2 separate regions of the Mus musculus genome follow, and region 1 is linked to region 2. Evidence: chromatin loops called from intact Hi-C (ENCODE). Cell type or tissue: left cerebral cortex. All regions are shown on one strand. Links, peaks and the distances in the headings refer to the core of each region. The heading gives the core; the rest is flanking DNA.

Region 1 (2,903 bases), core at 236-2,735, 97 kb before region 2:
CAAAAAGAATCCTGGAAGGAATGTCAGCCACCATTATCCTGCTTCTGAGAGTTGGAGAGGCTCTGGGTGGACAGCCCTCCTCACCCACGCTCTGGCAGACAAGGAAGAATGAAGTTTTATGACACCGGACCACACTAGTGTAGCCCAGGCCAACCAGACTCCATCACCCCCAGGGCGCGCTGCATGATGGGAAGTGTGTGAGCGCTCCACACTCTGCCGCTGAGGCGCATTCTGAGACAGGTGAAGGAGGAGAATAATTTACCACCTTCTCCCCTCCAGAGTGATAATTATTCATGACTTGAGAAATAGCATCAGCAGGGGGATCAGGAAGAACCTGCGAGTTCTGCCCCATTTCTGGGCAGCCTGGATGGTGAGGCCGGTGGATGGACTACAGAGGAAGAAATACAGCCCTTTAGGGCTGGAGCTGGAGCGCAGTTGGTGGAGAAAAATACACGATGCCCTGGGTTGCATCGTCAATGCTGAATAAACCATGCGGGATGGCTCAGGCCTGTAATCCTAGCCCTTGCAGGGGAGGGGGTTGGAGGCAGGAGGATCAGAAGGATCAAGATCATCGTGGCTTCGTAGCAAGTCAGAGTCCAACCTGGGCTCCATGAGATTCCACCTCAGCAATACATTCCCTGTAGACTAGCTCTGAGTCTATACTGATACACGGATAGGCCACTATGCGCCAGACATTGGGCAAGACACATGGCACACAAGCTCACATTGAATCCTACGAGATCTCTGCAAAGCAGAGACTACGTACGACCCCTGCTTCAGACAGGAAGACTGACCCAGAGCATCACGCAGCTGAAAGAGCATCAGACCTTTGCCCGGCTCAGCTGCCAACATGACCTAGGACCAACAGCGCACATACGTGCTGTTGGGCTTACCACAAACTACCCAAAGCCTGGTGGCTTAAGCAACGCAAATGTGATCCCTCTCAGTTCTGGAAGTCAGGAGGTCAAATGCATGCGTTGGCAGGATCGCGCCCCTGCAAATGGTCTCTCTCCGACCCCTTCAGCTTCCTGGACTGTGGCTGAAGGGCTCTTGTCGGTTCTACCCATGGTCAGGAAGCCCCCTCCTGTCATTGAGCTTGTCTCTGACCCTTCCTTCATTCGCGAGGTTGCATTAGGATCCTTGCTCTGGAGCACGGAGGAGCAGCCAACAAGAAGGAGACTTCCTATAGGAGGCGCCACCTCCACAGAATCTGCAATCGAGCAAATGGGCCACAGGAGTTGGAAGAGACAAGGCGCAGAGCCAGTCACCCCAGGCCTGGAGGCAGGAGGGAACTAAGGTATTTCCGAGAGGCAGGAGGCGGTCCTGATGCCAAGGCTTGTAACCTCTGCTCTGGAGAAATGGCAGACAGAGTTCAGAATTGTCCCAGGAGTCTGATACGGGATAGCTTTGGAATTTGTTTCCAATCTGCCTTTGGAGAGCTTGGGATGTGGTCTTGGGCTTTGGGCTTGGTTCCCCTGTGATCGATCTGAGGCCTCACGTAGAGCAGTTGAGGTGAGCAAGGAAGGTCTCTTGCTTTCCAGGTTGTGTTACCAGGGTGGGCTCTGAGAGACATTTTTGCAGCTCCCACCAGGGGGCAGGCCCCAGCTGCAACCTGCTTTCCATTTATCATTCATTCATTCATTCATTCATTCATTCATGTGTTAGTACCTCACAGAGAGGCATCCACCTACCAAGAAAAGAAAAACAAAAACAAAAACAAAAATCACTTTTCAGGACGGTACACCTCCCCTCTCTAGTGGTTGACTCCATGAACACGGTAGACTCTGATCCTTAAAGCCACAAGGCTTTCTTCCCAGGGAGATTGGACCTCTGGAAGAGTAAAGCATCAAATGGGGGGACAGCCTGGCTCACCCTTGGAGTCCTGACTCCAGGGGAGACTAAGCAGTCGCCACTCAGGACATCCATATTTAAGACTCATCCTGAAGACCAGAATGGAATTGGAGGCTCAGAGAGGGAGGCCCTGTGTGGTCCTTGTGCCAAACTGGGTACAAGTCCCCTGCACTCCCTGTTCACACCACTGAATTGCTCTGGGCTCACACTTGACCAGAGATCAAAAACATGAGGACACTAAGACATAGCATAACCCTTAGAGTTTCCCACCATGCACACCCTAGCAAAGTTTTAGAAATGCATGGGGATTTGGAAGAAGGGCTCAGAACTGAGGTGAGACAGACTGAGGAAGAAGCCTGCGCATATCTGGGGGCTCAGGCAAGGTCTGTGCTTGAGTTGGGCGCAACCACTCCTAAGTGGTCTGTTGTGCTGAACAAGGTTGATGGGTAGACGGGAGACTAGGCTTGACCTCTGCTCAGTTGAACTTCACTAGGAGAAGGCAAAATTGGTTGGGTCGTCCACACCCAGGATGGAGTCCCGAGCTCTGAGAGGCTGCCAGCAAAATAAGAGAGGACAGGAGCTACGGGTTCCCAAGCCACCGGTGTTTCTGGGCCCTGTTGACACTAAGCCTAATGGAAGACACTTCCTCCCACCACCACTTCTAGTCCCCTCCACCCGCCACCATTCTAAGGTTCCCTGCTCCTCCACACTGCGCCCATCCCTTTCCTTCAACAAGCGGAACGGCTTCTCAGGGGTCTCCGCTTCCAGGGAAGCGAAAGCAGCAATCGAATACTAGGCAAGGAACACCTGCAACACCCAGCGCTGACAAAGGACGCGGCCGGTGCACACTGGCTAGCCGCGGGGTGCACGGGCCGCGCTGAGTTCCAACCACCCCCCACCCCCCAACTCCAGCTCAGGTCTAGGAGGGGCGGAGCCTGGGGAGGCTCGGGTCCTTTTGTCTGCAGCCCCGCCCCGCCCCGCCCCCACGCGGGCCCGCGGCGCGCGGCAGACACGAGCGGCTGACACGAGCGGCCGCCGCGGGCGGAGGCTGC
Region 2 (2,903 bases), core at 124-2,623:
CCCTCCATGCTGCAGGTGAGCTTCCTGGAAAAAAAGGTAACAGAACTGGAGAACGACAGCCTGACGAGCGGGGGCCTGAAGAGCAAGCTGAAGCAAGAGAACATGCAGCTGGTGCACAGGTCTGGGGCACGGTGGCCCCGGGGAGCGCAGAGTGGGTCCCCAGTCTCTCCGGCTCTGAGCCACTTGGTCTAGATTCTAGACCTGCTAGATAACTCCCCTGGGTGTATAGCCCCAGGGCTTGTGACTCCCACCGAGTGAGAACAGCTGTTCTCAACCTGTGGGCTACAACCCCTGCAGGGATTTCATGTCAGATATCCTGTATATCAGATACTTACAATTTATAACAGTAGCAGAATTACACTTATAAAGTGTAAAATAATTTTATGGGTGCAGGGGGTGGGGAGGGGGGGAAGGTATTAGGAAGGTTGAGAGCCACTGGCTTAGAGTGCTAGGGCCTGACCTCCCTTCCCGGGGACATGCCCCTGTGGCAGGGAGTGGAAGGCAGGAGGGCCCAGGAGGCGCTGTGTGTGGCCAGATGGTGATGGAACGGATGGACAGCAGGGAGACTGGGAAGGACAGATAGCAGGGAGACTGGGAAGGATGCTTCCCATGCTGTCTGGCCTCCCAGATGCAAGAAACTTGGTAGACTTCTCTGTGCTGGGTCTGGTCCCACATGCTGGGTCCCCACATGGCCTTTTTGTATGCCCCAGCCCAGCCCGATGGAGGGACTGTGGACTGTTGGACTTCCGGTAGCCAGCATTGGGTTATCACTCCAGAGGGGCCTGACCTCTTCCTGGCTCTGGATTTCTTATGGCCATTTGCCAGGATGGACCTAAGTAATTGGAGTGGCTCTGGTCAGGAAGTCCATAGAAAAGAGAGGGTAAGAGTTGGAAGCCATTGGTGTAGCTGTGGCCAAGCCTGCTGCCTTCACTGTCTTCCGTGTGGCCTCGCTCCCCTCTGGAGCTTTTTCTCTAGATCTACTTCTCCCTGGAGTGTGATTGACACACTTCTTGTTAGATGTCACAGTGTCCCTAATTCACCTGTCAGCTAAGCTCAGGGCCCATAGGCCTGGGAACCCGCCACCATCACAGTGAGTGTGCTGAGGGCCTCGACAGGGCTCAGGCCCTTGTTCGATGGGACGAGAGTGCACCCCGACTGAACGCGTCTGCGCCCCACCTCAGGGTGCACGAGCTGGAGGAGATGGTGAAGGATCAGGAGACCACAGCGGAGCAGGCGCTGGAGGAGGAGGCCCGGCGACACCGTGAGGTCTACTGCAAGCTGGAGCGGGAAAAGAGCACAGAGCTGGAGCTGCTCAACACCAGGTGGGCACCAGGCGGGCACCAGGCCTCGTGCCTGCAGCGCCCCGCCCCTCTGCACCCCGAGGGTAGTGCTGCCCCCGAGGGTTTCCGGTAAAGCTGAGCCAATCGTCCTAGCATTTCTACTTAAGATACTATAAAATTGCACCGGCCAGTTCTTCAGGGAGTAGGCAGAGTGAAAGTTCATGGTAGCCATGGTGCTTGGGCAGAGGAAGCCACAGAGGAGGGTCAGAAGGCTGGGTCTCATAGCTAGGCCTGGAGCGCCCCCTGCTGTCAGATCGTCTCCTGAATTTGAGTGTGGGTAAGCTGAGCCTGTGGCCTCCTGCATACACCAGCATCTTCCTTGCTAGAACCCAAGTCAGAGGCTGGAAGAAGAGTACCGGCCCTGGTCACAGGGTTTCTGTCTGCTGTGTAACCCCGTCTATCCCCTTCTCTGCCTGCCCCACACCATGCATCGTGTGCTTTGTGATGAGGCTGTGGTCTTGTCACTGGCTGGGCGTGGTGGGGCCCCTGGAGGGACAGGCACTGTCCTGGTATTCCCCGGCCCAGGTGTTTAAGCAGAGATTGGTGAGGAGACCTCCCAACTCATGTGCCTGAGACTCCCCACCTTTCCCAACACCTTCTCAACCTTCCTAAGGCTGTGGACTCTTCACTACAGTGCCTCATGTTGTGACCTCCAACCATAAAATTATTATTTCGTTTGCTATTTCATAACTATAATTTTACCACCATGAAGAATTGTAATATGAATGTCTGATATGCAGGCTCTCTGATAAGGGACCCCCAGATTGAGAACCACGGCTTTCGAGGCTGTTATTTGCAATATGGCTCTGGGGCTGGAGTCCTAAGGGGCTGCTCACATTAAACACTCCTGTTTTAAATGACTACAGGCTCAAGAGAGGTGGCTGGGAACAGAGAGGTAGAGGAGAGAGGGCAGTGAACAGGGCCTGAAGCAGGAGCACAGAAGGTCAGGCTCTGAGGGTAATCTTACCTGCTGCCCTTCCCACAGCTCCTGGGGCGGTTCGTGTGCAGCCATGGATGGTACTTCCCATCATTGGCATACTCCCTCCTCACTTCCTTAGCCAGCTTCACACCTCTTAGCACGGAGGTCCAGACTCCTCCCTGGCCCTTGTCTGGAGGCCTTCCTAGGGTACCCAAGGCCTCATTAAGGTTGATAAAAGCTTCTCCAGAAAGAGGAGGCAGAAGCTGGGGCGAGGGCACTGCCAGAGTCAGATGTGGTTCTGTACATTCTGTAGCCATCTCACCTGCCTATAAAACCATCTGAGTGCCAGCCCCACTGGGTCACTGTAGGGCAGCTGTCTGGAATCACTCCATAGAGAATCATTGCCTCCGATCAGAGAAGCTGCCGTGAGCACTCCGAATTCCAGACGAGGGCTAGGGATGGAGAATAGAGAGCAGATATGGGCATAGCCTTAAGACTACAGATGCTAACGGGAGAGCCCTGTGCTTACCAGACATAGGACTATTCTCCTCCTCCTCCAAGAAGTGGCCTTCCTCGGTGTTTCATGAAGGATTTTGTGTATGTGCATGTGTGTTCACATGTGTGCATGTTGAAGGCCAGCTTTC

Evidence for each region. Peaks named below come from ENCODE experiments on the same cell type or tissue, not always from the same donor. Only the 100,000 strongest peaks of a DNase experiment are listed, where the experiment ranks them.
Region 1: a loop joins it to region 2, with 5 times the contacts of the local background. A loop is called at or near these places in 40 of 42 quality-filtered maps.

Annotation. Positions count from the first base shown.
Region 1 is chr11:79,588,296-79,591,198 of GRCm38, forward strand. It overlaps a transcript of Rab11fip4 not described here. Among named protein-coding and RNA genes, the nearest start is that of Rab11fip4, 1.5 kb to the right of the region's middle. In left cerebral cortex, for the core only: CTCF peaks have their summits at 1,194 and 1,602 (motif pointing right); a DNase peak (open chromatin) is centred at 1,210; H3K4me3 peaks cover 511 bases; H3K27ac peaks cover 413 bases.
Region 2 is chr11:79,685,371-79,688,273 of GRCm38, forward strand. Rab11fip4 (RAB11 family interacting protein 4 (class II)) reads left to right here. Exons shown (of 15, transcript NM_175543.3): 9 at 16-119; 10 at 1,182-1,322. Among named protein-coding and RNA genes, the nearest start is that of Rab11fip4os2, 12 kb to the left of the region's middle. In left cerebral cortex, for the core only: a CTCF peak has its summit at 1,586 (motif pointing left); a DNase peak (open chromatin) is centred at 1,579.